Linked DNA regions of Homo sapiens: regions 2, 3 and 4 are each linked to region 1. The links are chromatin contacts, found by Hi-C in ENCODE. All regions are on one chromosome and are shown on one strand. Each heading gives the region's core, a stretch centred on a gene start or an enhancer-like site at or near the end of the contact. The rest is flanking DNA. Distances are from core to core; before and after follow the strand shown. Region 1 holds the start of SPTLC1 (serine palmitoyltransferase long chain base subunit 1). Region 2 holds the start of CARD19 (caspase recruitment domain family member 19). Region 3 holds the start of ZNF484 (zinc finger protein 484). Region 4 holds the start of NFIL3 (nuclear factor, interleukin 3 regulated).

The links. Hi-C counts contacts between places; a loop is a spot of excess contacts on that map. Pooled maps may share reads with other maps.
Region 2: a map of tibial artery shows a loop between it and region 1 (10-fold over the local background). The contact joins the promoter of CARD19 here to the promoter of SPTLC1 in region 1. A Hi-C loop is called at or near these places in 4 of 168 maps with a recorded cell type or tissue (B cell, ascending aorta, naive thymus-derived CD4-positive, alpha-beta T cell and 1 more), 1 of 37 single-sample maps with no recorded cell type and 13 of 50 pooled maps.
Region 3: a loop to region 1 is called in a map of CD8-positive, alpha-beta T cell, with 8 times the contacts of the local background. The contact joins the promoter of ZNF484 here to the promoter of SPTLC1 in region 1. A Hi-C loop is called at or near these places in 1 of 168 maps with a recorded cell type or tissue (CD8-positive, alpha-beta T cell), 5 of 37 single-sample maps with no recorded cell type and 15 of 50 pooled maps.
Region 4: a loop to region 1 is called in a map of CD8-positive, alpha-beta T cell, with 16 times the contacts of the local background. The contact joins the promoter of NFIL3 here to the promoter of SPTLC1 in region 1. A Hi-C loop is called at or near these places in 3 of 168 maps with a recorded cell type or tissue (CD8-positive, alpha-beta T cell and naive thymus-derived CD4-positive, alpha-beta T cell) and 9 of 50 pooled maps.

What each region holds. Positions count from the first base shown.
Region 1 is chr9:92,113,692-92,117,415 of GRCh38, forward strand. SPTLC1 (serine palmitoyltransferase long chain base subunit 1) reads right to left here and starts at 1,722. Exons shown (of 15, transcript NM_006415.4): 1 at 1,623-1,722. The coding sequence starts at 1,679. RefSeq lists an enhancer at 2,225-2,284.
Region 2 is chr9:93,094,914-93,098,637 of GRCh38, forward strand. CARD19 (caspase recruitment domain family member 19) reads left to right here and starts at 1,304. Exons shown (of 6, transcript NM_032310.5): 1 at 1,304-1,439. The coding sequence starts at 1,433. LOC101927993 (a long non-coding RNA gene) reads right to left here and starts at 597. Exons shown (of 4, transcript NR_188444.1): 1 at 455-597; 2 at 1-101. RefSeq lists enhancers at 292-341, 3,535-3,604 and silencers at 452-761, 782-1,531, 1,552-1,661.
Region 3 is chr9:92,876,364-92,880,087 of GRCh38, forward strand. ZNF484 (zinc finger protein 484) reads right to left here and starts at 1,675. Exons shown (of 5, transcript NM_031486.4): 1 at 1,527-1,675. RefSeq lists enhancers at 1,430-1,965, 1,479-1,918.
Region 4 is chr9:91,422,070-91,425,793 of GRCh38, forward strand. It overlaps NFIL3 (nuclear factor, interleukin 3 regulated), which reads right to left and starts at 1,763. Exons shown (of 2, transcript NM_005384.3): 1 at 1,571-1,763. It overlaps LOC105376146 (synapsin-1), which reads left to right and starts at 1,964. Exons shown (of 2, transcript NR_188612.1): 1 at 1,964-3,724. RefSeq lists a silencer at 1,701-2,100.

The DNA of each region.
Region 1 (3,724 bases), core at 472-2,971:
ATGAGCATAAGACAGAGCCACATCTGCTGTCTCTGCTGTTTCAAGATAAAATTCCCAGTATGTCCTGCAATGGAAGACACTGTCATTACCCCTACCAGTAGACGGTGATATTAAGTTTGGTGATATTAAATCATCAAAAGTAAAGTGAAATTCACTTGAAATGAATGTAAGCTCTTTAAGCACAGGGACTTCTGCCTATTTGTTCACCGCACTATCCCTAGCATCTAGATCTGTGTGGTCCAATGTGGACAGTCACTAAGTTACACGTGGCTATTTAAGTTAAATTAAAAATTCAGTTGCAGCTGGGTGTGGTAGCTCATGCCTGTAATCCCAGCACTTTGGGAGGCCAAAGCAGGAGGATTACTTGAGGCCAGGAGTTCGAGGCCAGGCTGGGCAACACAGCAAGCCCCCGTCTCTATTAAAAAAAAAAAAAGATTAGTTGGGCATGGTGGTATGTGGTCCCAGCTACTCGGGAGTCTGAGGTGGGAGGATCGCTTGAGTCTGGGAGGTCAACGCAGCAGTGAGCTGATCGCACCACTGCACTCTAGCCTGGGCGACAGAGTGAAACCCTGTCTTTAAAAAATAAAATAAAATAAAATAAGTTCTTCAGTGCCCAATGAATAGCTCTGCAAGACAGCACGGGGACTCTCAGTTATTAAATGAATGAACACTAAGATTGACATTCTGGTTTCTTATTATCTTATGTATCTGAAATAACTAGGCTTCAAAAAACTCTTAACTATTCTTCCTTTAAAAGTCTACGGCCAGGTGCAGTGGCTCAAGCCTATAATCCCAGCACTTTGGGAGGCCAAGGCGGGCGGATCACCTGAGGTCGGGAGTTCGAGACCAGCCTGACCAACATGCAGAAACCCCGTCTCTAATAAAAATACAAAATTGGCCGGGCATGGTGGCACATGCCTGTAATCTCAGCTACCTGGGAAGCTGAGGCAGGAGAATCGCTTAAACCCGGGAGGCGGAGGTTGTAGTGAGCCGAGATCACGCCCTTGCACTCCAGCTTGAGCAACAAGTGCGAAACACCGTCTCAAAAAAAAAAAACAAAAATAAATAAATAAAAATCGACTAAACTAGTTGTATCTTTATAAGACAGAAAACTGATGTACGCAGAAGAATGACAAACTATTTTTTATTCACAAATCCTAAGTCACTTGATTTCTTTTCGACAAAAACAAACTCCAATTTATTACAATTTTATTCCCCAACGAACTGTACCGTAGTTCCAAAGAGCTGACTTCCTTAGGACCTTCCCAGACGAAGGTGTTCCACTCATTTTCACCACTCCGTTTTATCGTCCGTCTAAACTCTGGTTTTTGCAGACCTGTCTCCTGCGTCCCCTTACACGTGTTCCTTTCCGGAGCTTCCAGGGGACCCGGAGCATAAGAATTCAAACCGAGACCCTCAGTCCCAGCCCCCGCCCCCGCCCGTTCCTCCCTACACTCAACCGCTGGGACTAGAAGCTCCCGGCAGTCCTTCCAGCAAGAGGCACCGAGTCTGGGCGTGACCGAGCCAGTCCCGCCGAGGTCTCAGGCCACAAATCCACACGCGTCCTCCCACCCTCCCCGGGCCCGGGTGTGGTCGCGGACCGCTAATGGCGCGGAGCCCACCTCGTAAAGCGCCTGTACCATCTCCACCAGAACCCACTGCTCCGTGGCGGTCGCCATAGTTAGCCGCTTCCTTCCGGAAGGCGGGTCACAAGCGCGTCCCAAAAGTGCGCGTCGCTGCTCAGTGTCGTTATCACCTCCGCAGAGGGCGGGGCGGCGGAGCGCTGGGCACCGCCTACTCGCACTTGCGCACTGGTTGACAGGAGGCTGGACGGGGTCAGGTGGGATGCCGCAGTTTTTCCAAGAATTGTTTACCTTGTGTCCTATTACCCTCCCTGCTGGATTCAGGATGGAGAAAGTAGTAATGAACGGGCCTTACACTTGGTCATCAGCTGGGCGCAGAGAGTTAAAATGATTGCAATACGTTTACTTTATTTTTTTTTTTTTGAGACGGAGTTTCGCTTTTGTTGCCCAGGCTGTAGTGCAATGGCGTGATCTCGGTTCACCGCAACCTCCGCCTCCCGGGTTCAAGCGATTCTCCTGCCCCAGCCTCCCGAGTAGCCGGGATTACAGGCGTGGGCTACCACGCCTGGCTAATTTTGTATTTTTAGTAGAGACGGGGTTTCTCCATGTTGGTCAGGCTGGTCTCAAACTCCTGACCTCAGGTGATCCGCCTGCCTCGGCCTCCCAAAGTGCTGGGATTAGAGGCGTGAGCCACCGCGCCTGGCCAATACGTTTACGTTTAGTAGCATAAGTAATCCAGCAATGCATTATCATTAAGAAATGCATAATTATACACAAAAATAGCCAACCCATATAGCACTTCCTGTTTTGTCAGACATAGGCCAAGGCTTTGCAGGTATTAAATCATATAGCAGTTTGGTAAAGAACCTTTTAGAGCCTTCCAATGCATATGCAAACAGTATGCACGCGCACATACTTAATTGGATTGGATTTCTTAAATATAATTGAGATCATAGGGACAAGACTTTTCTACAACTTTTTTTAAATTTTTTTTCTAGCATTTTTTTCCTAATATATCTCATATTTAATGGCTGAAGACTTCCATGGAATAATTTATGTATATTCATCGTTCCATTTTATGTAAACGTTTCCCTATTGGTGAATACTTATGTTGTTCCCACCTTTCCCCTATTACAAATAATGCTGCCATAACTGTCGATGTTCCTTGTGTGTATATCTTTCTGTGCATGTTGGAGTTTTTCTGACCAGTTTTTTCAACATGGGATATATCTGAAGACTATGCACGTTATTAATTTTGATAAGTACTGCCAAAATGGCTCAACCAATTAAAATAATTTGGAAGTTTTTCTATGCTCTAGTCCATGATGGATATTATCAATCTTTTAAAAAAATTTGCCAGTTTAATGGAGATAAAATGATACCTCACTATCCTTTATTATTGATGCTTCTGGTTACTCATGAGGTTGTGCAGCTTCTTATATGTTTATTGGCATTTATAGACTGTATGAATCGCCAATTCATATTCTTAATCCATTTTTCTATTGGTTATTTTTGCCTTCTTATGGATTTGTAGGAACTCTATACATTCTGAATATCTTATATTTTTCTGTTTCATATGTGAAAAATATTTTTGCTCAGTTGCCGCCTAGTTGTTTCTGCTCTTTCATCATACTTTAATTTTAAATTTTATGTAGTGCTTCAGTCTGTTTTTTGCCTCTGGATCTGCATATTGCTTAGAAAGGCCTTCTTCACCACATCTATGGTTTCCAACCATTCTTGCAGCAGTTTGTTGTTATTTGCAATTAGCTCTTTACTCTGGAAACTATATTTTTGGATAATGAGAGTTAAGGGACTTAATTATGTTTTTTTCTAAAGGAATAACAATTTTTTGAGTGCCATTTATTTGAGTAACCCTGACTTTCCCCAGAATTCTGAAATGGTACCAGTGCTATTGATACAGGAGCCAAAAAGAAATTATTTAGGCAGATAGTGAAGGTAAGAGAGTCCTCAGCAGAGCTTCTTTCTGAACAAAAAGCAACCCCAAAATTATTTCTTTTTTGCAAAGAGCAGCCTGAAAAATTGAGCTACAAACATAGATAAGCAAGCTGGCAGTGCACGGGAGAATGCTGGCAGTTGTGCCGATAGAAAAAGACTACCTGGAAGCCAGGTATGTTCAATAT
Region 2 (3,724 bases), core at 54-2,553, 980 kb after region 1:
TTCCTTCACGGGTCTCCACTTCCTGGCTGGGGCCCAGTGCATTCACATCATGTGGGGCTAGGAGCTTCTTGTGGCGGGCTCCGGAGCTGGAAATGCCAGGCCTACGAGAGGGAAAGCAGGAAGGAAAGCGGGAGGGAAGTGGAGTTGGCCCAAGGTCACTCATTTTACAGTCCAGGAAACTGAGGCTCAGGCAGGTTAAGTGACCTCTCTAGTTCGGGTCACACTGTCAAGCTAGTGTCTTCTTTTGAAGGTGGGGGACTGGGGTCCCCCAAGAAGGTGTCCCCCCCCCACCCCGCCGAGCGAGGTCACACCGTTGAGTCCTTCTCCCCTGGATTTGGGAAAGCATCACTGGGCACTGCCTCCTTTGGCTGGTCCCTGTGGCGTACTGGACGCCCACCGGCCTTTTGCCCCAGGCCTGGCCCTGTACTCCCCAGGGCCTGACTTTCTGTATGACGTTGGATCAGTCACGTCCCCTCTCAGTTTCAGTTTTCTCATCCAAGGGGTGGGGCGCGAGGCCGGGAGCGGGGAGGTGGACTGAGCCGGCCGGCGGGCCACCTGGATCCCGACTCCGCCACTCAACGCGGCAGGGCCCGGAAGGGCGGGCCCAAGACGGGCAGGGCTCCGGGCAGGAGCGGGCGCCTCCAGGGAGGCGCGCGGCGGTCGTAGCTGAGGCCGCCTTGAGGGCGGGACTTGGACGCGGGCAGGGCTCGAGTGAGAGGCGGGGTTAAAGGCCGCTGCGACGGCGTTATAGACGCCGGCGGGACCGGGGCCCAGCGAGGGGAGGGACTCTGGGCCCCTCGCGGCGTCTTAACTGACGCTGGGAGGGGCGGGAGTCCGGTGGCGCCCGCCCACGCCCGCAGTCGCCCGCCCACGCCCGCAGTCGCATGGCAGAGCAGGAAGGGGCGGGGCTCAGGGCCCCTGGAGGCGCGGAGGCCGACGACGGAGGGGGGCGGGGCTCGAGTAAGGGGCGGGGCCCGGTGGGGGGTTCCTTGAGGCTCGGAAGCCGTCGTCGGAGGGGGCGGGGTTCAGGTGCAGGGCGGGGCTCAGAACTCCGGGAGAGGCGGAAGCCGACGCCGGAGGGGGCGGGGCTCGAGTGAGGGGCAAGGCTCCAGGATCCTCGCAGCGGCCTATCCCAGGACGGCAAGGGGGCGGGACTCGAGTGAGAGGGGCGGAGTTTAGAGCCCTGGGGGAGCCGTAGCGGGCGCGGAAGGGGCGGGGCCTAACGGTAGGGGGCGGGGCTCGTCAAAGGGCGGGGTTTAGAGTCCCCGAGGCTACACAGCCAAAGCCGGGGGGCTGGCCTAGCCAAAAGGGGCGGGCGAGCACGGCCCGCGGGCGGCGTTCGCTGGAGCTGGTGGACCGGGCGGCTGACCGAGGGGCGGACGCGCGGCGGGGCAGACCGCTGGGGACTGCGGGCGGCGCTGTGTCCGTCGCCATGACAGGTGGGCACGGGGTCGGCTGGGCGGCAGGGATGCGGGCGCCCTGGATGGGTGGCCCGGCCCGGGGGTCCGGCTGCCTTGCGAGTCGCCTGCAGGCCGCGCCTGGGCAGCGGGGGCCGAGTGACCTTGGCCCGTCAGCTGTCGGTGGTGCGCGAGTGCACCCCCGCGAAGTGGTGGGTGTCCCGGGGCTTCTACCCGGCGGGGCCGTGCCAGCCGAGGCGGTGCCGGGCATGATGGGTGGTGGCCAGGTGCGGGGCCCGAAGAGGGCGGGGGCTACAAGGCAGCTCCAGGGTGGGGCTGCACAGCCGCGGTCTGGGCTCAGCCACTGCCAATGTGTGTGTGTCCCGTGGTGGGGAATTTGGTCTGAAAGAGTAGGAGGTGGTAGAAATGACACCGGAGAGAATTCACAGCGGTCCTGCTGTGATTCTGGCCACGGAAACAACGCTCCATCCTTACAACCACCCCAGCGAGGTCGCGGGACAGGCGATGCGTTCCTCGGCGGCATGTGATTCCTGTGGGACTCTTGGAGTCTCCCAGACTCCTTCGGTGGTCCACGACGCTCTTGCCCCTGTTTAGTTCTAAGAGAATCGGGGACAGCGACTGGACCCCCCAAGGTTGTTGTGCTCCACGCTAGTGGCCCCAGCCCAGCCTTCCTCCCCAGGGCCTCTCTGGTCTGGGGACCTGCCCACCATCCTCCTGATCCCAAACAGGGTGACTCTGCCCTGTGGACCTTCCCCTGTTGGAGAAGCCCCATGAGGGTGATGGGCTGGTAAGGGACCCCATGGCAGCCCGGCCAGGGAGTATGGGGGTTCCCAGAAGCTACACTTCATTCTTACTGTTCTGTTTCATGGAGCAGAATTGGCTCAGGGGCTCAGGGTAGCCCCAGAAGTCCCTAGTCCTCTCTCGGTGCTCGCTCTCTTGAGTCTCAGCCTAGGTCCTGCCCACAAATAGGATCTCATGGGCTGGAAACTGATGACTTCCAGGACACCAGGCCAGAAGAGACTTCCAGCCTAGGCCACAAGAGACCCCAGCTGCCACCTGCTCCCCTTTGTCCTCCCTTCTAACTCTTCTTATTTGTGGCTCTCATTTCTGAGCACTTACTGTGCATTGGACCCTGTGTTGGGTGATTCCTGTTTGAAAATGATCAGATGGGGACACCTGGAATATCTCGTCTGTGTACAGATGGGGAAACAAAGTCTTAAATTGTGCCCTGCCCAGGCTGGGATTCCGTAATTCCCTTAGTGAGTTCATCAGAATGCGTGGGACACAACTCAGAGCTGTGTTGGTCTCCAGGGAGCCCTGTCCCAGGGACTGGGTGTTGGCAGAGCCTGAGGCCTTGCTGTCCATTAAGGAGCCTTCCTGCACAAAGGGACTTTGTCCCTTTCTGCCTGTCAGGGAAGCTTCCTTGCATAAGGGGACCCTGGAGCTGGGAAACCACATCAGGCAGGGGTCCCTGAAGGCTCTGACTATAGGCCTCACCTTGTCCAGTGTATGCTTCCTACCTGCTATGTCTACTCACTGGGCCTGGAGACATTCCCTCACAACCCTTAGTTTTTGGGATGGGGAACCAAGGCCCATGGAGCACAGCTCTGGGAGGGTCATATGGACAGCCCTGCGAGGCTGCAGACCCATAGTCCCAGGCTCACTGCCTCCATGCACCAACTGGGGTCCTGCCTTGCGCCAGCCCTCGCTGTGAGCAGCGCATGTGAGCCAGTGCCTGCAGAACGCTGAGGAGGTGTCTGCGTGGGGCAGGTGCTTGACAAGTTACCCCCTGGGCTGTGCCGGGGAGTGAGCAGTTTTAGTTGGGCTGAGCACTGAGAGAAGGGGTTTCCTGGAAGAAATTCGGGAGAGGAGGTTGATGCCCAAGTGTCTGGACTCCAGTTGGTTGGGGATGACAGGAACTCAGGAAGGCCTTTTGCACGTAGAACAGCAAGGTGAACATGAATTAACCAGGTGGAAACCAAGGAACAGGTATTCTCAGCCTGGGCTGAGATGTCTTGTGGGCCTAGAGGGCCCGGTGAGAGTGGGTGGGGCCAGCTCCCACGGGGCCTTGAATGCCAGGCTGAGGGCATCAGTCTGGGCTGATAAGAAGGTTCATATTGGGGTGTTTGAATGGGGGTCCATAGTCCTGGTGCCAGCCTGGCAAGAAGGAAGGGGATGTAGGGCGTGGTGAAGGCTTGCCAGGTCTGTGCCAGAGCGAGCCATCTTCCTTTGTCCTGTAAAAACAGTTCAGGGACTTGTTTATCGGGAGCTGGCACTGAGATGGTTTCCCTTCTTGTGCCTTTTCT
Region 3 (3,724 bases), core at 425-2,924, 760 kb after region 1:
AATCAGATAAATCATTATCACACTAAACTGAGATGTAAAATTCTATCAACAGAGACTATAAATTGGATTTGAAAAAAGCAAAAGTATCTATTGTAAACAAATAGGTAATCTGACACAGAGACAAATAGGATACAAAATAAAGCTCTGGGCAAAGACATCATCCAAATGCAATGAAAGTAAAAACAAGGGTGGCAATGTGAGTATCAACGTGGAATTCGATGTTAAAAAGTGTTTTTCTTGGAATTCGATGTTAAAAAGTGTTTTTCTTTTTTCTTTTTGGTTGAAAAAAGGGATCCTATAATAATACCACTTAATACATGAAAAAGGATAAAAAATGCACTAACCATTAAGTGTATGTATGCCCATCCCTCAGATGCACAAATAAAATTAGCAAAAAAGCACATATAACTGCAAAATGAACTATTAAAAGTGATTTTTATTGTATCTCCTCCAGAATATGAAACAAGTAGATCAAAATTAGGAAAGATAAAGATTTGAAAAATACCAACAAGCAAGACTTAATTAAAGAGAATTTTGGTCCATACAACAAAATATAATTTTTCTTTTATATCTGTTGAACAAAGTTCATTGAGTAACTTGGCTTCAAGGAAAATCTTGATAAATTGTTAAAAGTTGAGACTTGATAGTCTGCATTTTCTGACAATACAATAAAATAAAAAACAGCTAAAACATACTTTAATAATTTGGGAATGAATAAACTCTCCTAAATAACTAAGATTCAAAGGGAAACATCAAAATGAACTTATGCATTTCATAAAGATGTACTTAAAGAAACTTTACAACCCTAAATGTATCCCGCATAAAACTTAAGAAAATAAGGGAAAGAACAACAAATTACATCAAAAAGTGGGAAAAAGAGAAAGTACCTAAAAAGAAAAAGAGAAAAAAATTAATATTAAAAGAGTAGGGAGTATTTTATTGGACATTTCAAAATGTCCAATGAAACAGATAAACCTTTCAGACGCTTGATTCTTTTTAAATAGAGAAAGAATGAATGATATATAAATATAATAACCGTAATGATAAAGGAGCTACTAGTCTGGATATGAAAGAGAACAAAATGGAAATGGAAACATGCAATTCTATGTAATATATTCTTTAAATCTTTAGCAAAATATATCATTATAATGAAACAGAAACGAAAATATAAACAGATCGGTACGTATAAAAGAGAGGAAACTAATTAAGATGTGCATCATTCACACTCCTCAGATCCCTCCTTAGTTCCCATAGTCATCCTCCCCCACAACCCCACAGTCCGCCCTCACTCCGCCCTCAGATCCACCACCAGACAGAGACCCCCAGTCCGTCCTCACTCCGCCTGCAGATCCACCACCAGAGACCCCTCAGTGCCCCCTCACTCCTCCCTCAGATCCACCATCAGAGATCGCTCCGACTTCCACTATTCCATCCACTGACCGACCCCATCACTGACCGGAAGGCTCAGGACAGACATCAGAGATTCTTCTTGCTCAGTCCACAGATGCTGCCATCCCTCTACTCACCTGCCCCTCACCCACGTCCTCTCAGGACAGTGGTCATTTGCCTCGGGAGGTGACTATAGTCGCAAGAACCAGAACAGGACCCACTTCCTTTTTCTCAATGCCTCCCAGGCCTAGAGGTACTTCTTACAGCGCTGCCTGGGTTTGCGCATGCTCAGCAGTCTTCATGGCCTGAAGGTTGCCAGTAATCAACATGGCGCTTTGCCAAACACGCTCCCGTTTCAGCGGCTTAGGCTGGGCGCCAGTATGGCGGCGCCCATGTAGACACTCTGGCCTGTGGGCGGCCATGTTGAGGTCATGTAGAGACTGAGAGGCTGAGGGTTGTCCAAAGGAAAGGAAGCAAGCAGAGGTGTGTCCCATCATACTAAGCCAGGACACAATCAAAGCCTATCACCTCAGGTTACAGTCTTTCTCCAATGCTTCTGTGGACACAACAACACTGTTAATCAACAGGAACTAATCAGCATTTATGTAACACCGCAAACGCAGCCGAATACACATTTTATTCGTGTCGATGGGACATTTAGCAAGATATGAAGTAACCTGGGTCATAAAACAAATCTCAGCAAATTTGAAACAACTGAAATCATACAGTTTGTTCTCTGAACACAATAGAATTAAACTAGAAATCAATAACAGGAAGATAAAAGGAAAATCTCCAAACACGTGAAAACACATGCTAAATAATCCATTGTTCAGAGAGAAAGTCTCAAATTTTTAAAATACATTGAAATGAATGAAAGTGAAAGTGAATGAATTTTTAAAATACATTGAAATGAATGACAGTGAAACACAACATATCAAAATTTGTGGGATGTGGCTAAATCAGTGGTGAGAGAAAAATGTATATACCACTAAGGGCTTACATTAGAAAAGAAAAAAATTTCAAAGCAATAACCAAGCTCCCTCACATACTAGAAAAAGAAGAGCAAAATAAACCGAAGGCAAGTGAAAGAAAGGAAATAATAAGGATAAGAAGATGACTCAATAAAATGTAAAAAGAAAAATAGAGAAAAACCGATTAAACAAAAGCTGGTTCTGTAAATGTTAATAAAATTGACAAATCTGTAGAGGAGACACAAAATATCAATATCCAGAATGAAACAGGAGATACCACTGTAGACCATGACGAAATCAAAAGAATAAAGAGAATACTACAAACAACTCTACAAACATAAATTTCACAACATAGATGAAATGCACTAATTCTTGAAAAAGCACAAATTCTCTCTTACATGAAATAGTTATGTTGAATAGCCCTAGAACTGAAGTCATAATTTGAAATATCTGAAAAAGAAATCTTAAGGCCTGGATAGCTAGATCAGAGAATTCTAACAAACATTTAAAGGTTAACACGAATTATATCCAGTCTCTTCCAGAATAAAAAAAGAATAGAAAGAAGACAATAGAAAGATATTCCAACTCATGAGGCCAGTGTTACTCTGATATCAGAGCTAAAGACAGAAGAAGAAGAAATCAGTATTCTTCATGAATATAGATGGAAAAATTCTCAACCAAATAATAGCAAAAATAATTCAACAATATATAAAAATAACTACAAACCATGAACAAGTGATATTTATTCCAGGAATAAAAAGCTGTTTTGGTATTCAAAAATCAATTTGTGTAACCCCCCACATTAGCAAGCTAAAGATAAGCATATTACATGATTATATCAATGCAGGAAAAGAATTTGAGAAAATTCAACACCCATTTATAATGAAAAAAAAACTTTCAGGAATTAGGAACAGAGGTAAACTTTCTAACTTTTAAGTTAGAAAAAAATCTACAGCTAATGTCAAACTAAAAGATGAAAAAGACTGAATGCTTTCCTGTTCAGTTTGGGAAGAAGGAAAATATGTCTGTGCTCATCATTTTTATTCTACACAGTTCTGGAAGACCCAGTCAGCTGACAAAAATTCTCTCCATAACCAGACTCTAGCCATGCTCCTTTGAACTCTCTTGTCAACTAAACCCTGGCTTTTGGGCTTTTGTGTTGTCTGTGAATTGCCCAATATTAGTAAGAATCCTAGCAAGGCAATTTAGTCAGAATCCTCCATCTTCGTATCTGATCACCATTGATATCTAATTGGTTTTCTTATTGTCTACTATCCCCAGGTGATATCTGATCACTCTGGCATGGCTTCAGCAAGAATTCTGTGAGGTCAGTTTAGCCAGATTCCCTCCTATTAGTAATTTTC
Region 4 (3,724 bases), core at 513-3,012, 690 kb before region 1:
TTATTTACAAAAGCCAAGAACAGAAGATGACACTTGGCCATTCCCTGCTGTTCTCAGAGAACAGCAGTTTCCTAAAGTGTCCTTTAAAAACATAAATGGGAGCCAGCATCCAGCAAATCACCGGGCGCTGCGAAATGCCTTCCTAAAAATACAATCTTATCAAAGGTCTCCGAAGGCGTGGAGTTAAAACTACAGCAAATGGCCTTGAACTTGTATTTGCACACAGCCCTGGAGAAAACACCAGAAATAGCACTGCGAGGCCACAATTGTTAAAATGTGATAGGGCTAAATTTAGAAGAACGTGCGTTTCATTTAGGGCAAAAGACACACATTCGGCAGCATGAGCAAACTCCATGCTTACCCGGTTGTCTACTTTCCTGTTTAAAATATCCTTAAGGAAAAAAAAAAAACTGTTATAGTGACATTCTTAAAGGCTGAGACTGTCCTACTTTCTTTGTAGCAAGATTATAAAATCACGTAATTAGCTCCCTCTCTCTATGCTCACTGCCAGCAAATTCGGCAGTTACATAATGCAACATTTCCAGGAAACTATTATGTGATTTGTCTTGTCGTGTCTGAAAAAGCAATGACAATAAGGTGAGAAAAAGGGCTGATCGAATGGAATGCATTAAAATTAGGAAGGTGGGGAGGTAAACGTCACAATGGTTCGTCCCAGATTTAAAAATAACAGCTGAGAACATTGAAAGGGCGAACCCCAGTAGTACCCAAGATCAGAATTCAATGCGAGCAATTCTTGCTTTTAGGTTTTGTAGTATCGTTTTAAAACCTGTTTATTTGGGACGTAATATAGACGTAAATAACGATCTAATATCCAACGCTGCGCCTCAATTACCAAATCATTGCACACATACGCGCATATTCCCACATCAGCCCGCAATTCTTGCCAACATTTCACCGTGGGCAGATTATGCAATGTATGAAAGGACAAATCCCACAACCTTCCCGAGGGCTTGTAAAACACGCTGACGACAAACAGGGTGGAAAACGTCTGTGCAGACACAGCCCCTGACACAAACAAACGCCGCGCAGGCATTCTCCGAATGCCGTCACCGTTCACGCTACCAACCCTTTTTCTCACCAAGCAAATTAAGACTATTCCCCATTCCTCAACCCCCCATTCCTCTCCCCCCTACGCCGCCAGCCCCAGAGAAGGAACGAGAAAGAAAGACACTAGAGAGGAAAGAGCATCTTCCCGCTCGGAGAGGGCTCAGCCTGCCTGGCGCTCTTCTTTACCAAAACATCAATTTTCCTGAAATCAGGAGACATTATGCAACAGCAGCGGGGGGAGAGCGCAAACCAGCCAGGACTACGTGCCGGCGCGAAGGCGCTGCAATCAAAGCAGCCACCTTAAGGTGGCGAGTCCCATCCTGACAAGGCAGCAAAAGTTTATGTAATGAATGCCCCGCGCGCACTCGCCGCCGCTGGCGAGCCCAGCTTACAGCCCGACCCCGCACACAGCGCGGCCCGCACCCCGCGCCCGCCCGCCCGCCCGCAGCGCGCCCTGGGAGCGGTCGCCGGGCCCCCGGCCGGCGGTGGGCGGAGCGCTTACCGTGTTCCTGCTCTCGGGCCGGCGAGGAGAAAGAAAGGGGCGGCCGGGAGTCGGGCCGCCGGCGCTCGGGGCTCGGGCCGGGCCGGGCCTCCGGGGCCGCGGCGGGAGGCGGGCGGCGGCGAGGGCGCGGCGCGGGAGGCGGGCGGGCGCGCCGGGTCCGCGGGCGCCGTGGCCGCGCGGAGAGATGTGTGTTAGTAGGTCAGTTCCGAGCGCCGCGCTACGTCGCCGCCCGCCAGCCCCGCGTGACTGGCGGCCGCGGCCCCAATCGCCGCGCCCGCACCCGCCCCCGGCCCGCCGCCAATGGCCGCGGCCGGCAGGGGCGGGCCGGGGCGGGCACTCCGCGGCCCCGCCCCGCCTCCCCGCCCTCAGCTCCCCCTCCGCGGCGGCGCCACTACCAGCTCGCGTCCCTCCCCGGCCAGGGCCACCGCCGTCCGAGCGCCCGCGAGGGCTGGCGCCCCATTCCCGGCGCAACGAGTGTTGCGCAACGGCCCACGCGGCCGACACGACCGGAGCGAGCCTGCGGAGGAGCCCGGGAGCCCCCCGTCCCACCGCCCCGTCCGCTCTTGGCTCCCTTCACCCTCCCGGTCGCCGCGGTGGCTCTGCGCTCCCCGCGACCCTCACTTGCTCGCAGAGGCGCTTTTTGTCTTCCTGAGAGCCGCAGCCTGCTGGGCTACCTGTTGCCGACTGAGCACTGCGGGTTGCGGCTACCCGGGCGTGGCCCGGACCTCGGCCTCCCCTTCCCCGCACACTCCCGAGAGGAGCCCTCTACCTTGGGGTGGGCAGGAGGGAAGGCGGGGGGTGGCGGCTGGCAAGCTGCCAACACTCGGGGCGCGCTGCGGCGGGGAAGGGGTTGGCGCGGCCGGGCAGCTGCGCAGGGCTGCGCGGCGGAGGCAGCGATTAAAATGTCCCGGCGCCTCTCCCGAGAGCCGCGACGGCCCGGAGCCGGGAGGGAAAGCTCCACGCACAAACACCGCCCCCTGCACAATTAGGGCGAAGATGACGGCTGCAAAGTTGTTGCGTAACACGACTGGGAAACGAGGCTCGCTGAGGTCCATCTACCCACCCCCGCCACGCGGGTGCGGCGTTCCTCGGAGGATGTGAAGGTCCGCGCTCGGGTGCCCCCGCTGGGACGCCCACTGTCGTTTGGTGCTGGGGCTTGAGACGACCGCGCGGGATCTCTTCCTGTGATTTTGAGCTGATAGCTGCTTAGTGTTATTTCTGCGTCTAACTGGATACGGTAGTCTTCTCTCCCAAATTCCCGGGCTACGGAAGAGACGTAAAAAAATGGAAAAAAGAGCACCTAGCCGCGACTTCTTAAGTCGTCGCGCTAGACTGTCAAGGCACGTGGCACACTCCCTGCGTTTACCGATACACGGATAGTGGTCAGTGCTGGCCTTGGCGAAGGGAGCCATGTTCCCGACAGTGACTCACAGGCTTGCCCAAATACGGAGTGTGGCAGGTGGGCAGGACCTCCACCAGCCAGCTCCCTCCTGGTCTCCTTGAACTACGTGGGGGCTGGGCCGAGTGCCTCCACGACTTTCCACTTCTTTTTGCTCCTTTCGTTTTTAAAAAGCAAAAACCAAAGTAAAGAGAAGAGCAGAGTGAACACCCAGGTACCATCCCTAGTGTCTGCCATGAGCAGCAGATCTATCTACTCGCCAAGATTGTCTTTTCTACCTTTCCCCTTCTTGCACAGTTAATATCATAATAACGCAAGTCATATTTAAAAAATTTTTATCACCTATCAGTTGAGTTTTTGGAAAGCCTTCCAGGGCAGCGTTGTGGTTTTGAACGCACTCTTGTTCGTGATTTATCTGGTAGTACAGCTCTGCTGACAAGGCTCTGAAAACTCAGACGTACAATATGGGCTTAGCGTGTTCCCCGACACCATCTTCCCGGTGCTGACTAATGCAAGAACCACATCCCCTCCACTACACATTTTCCAAACTTGACTACCTTCATGAGAACAAATCCTGATTTTAGTTTATAATTTCCACTTTTCTCATACATATATAATAATTCAAGATGTGGTCTTACTATGTTGTCCAGGTTGGCCTGGAACTCCTGGGCTCAAAGGATCCTCCGGCCACAGCCTCCCTGGTAGTGGAATTACAGGCGCATGCCACTGTGCCTGGCCACTTTTCTCAAATTTAC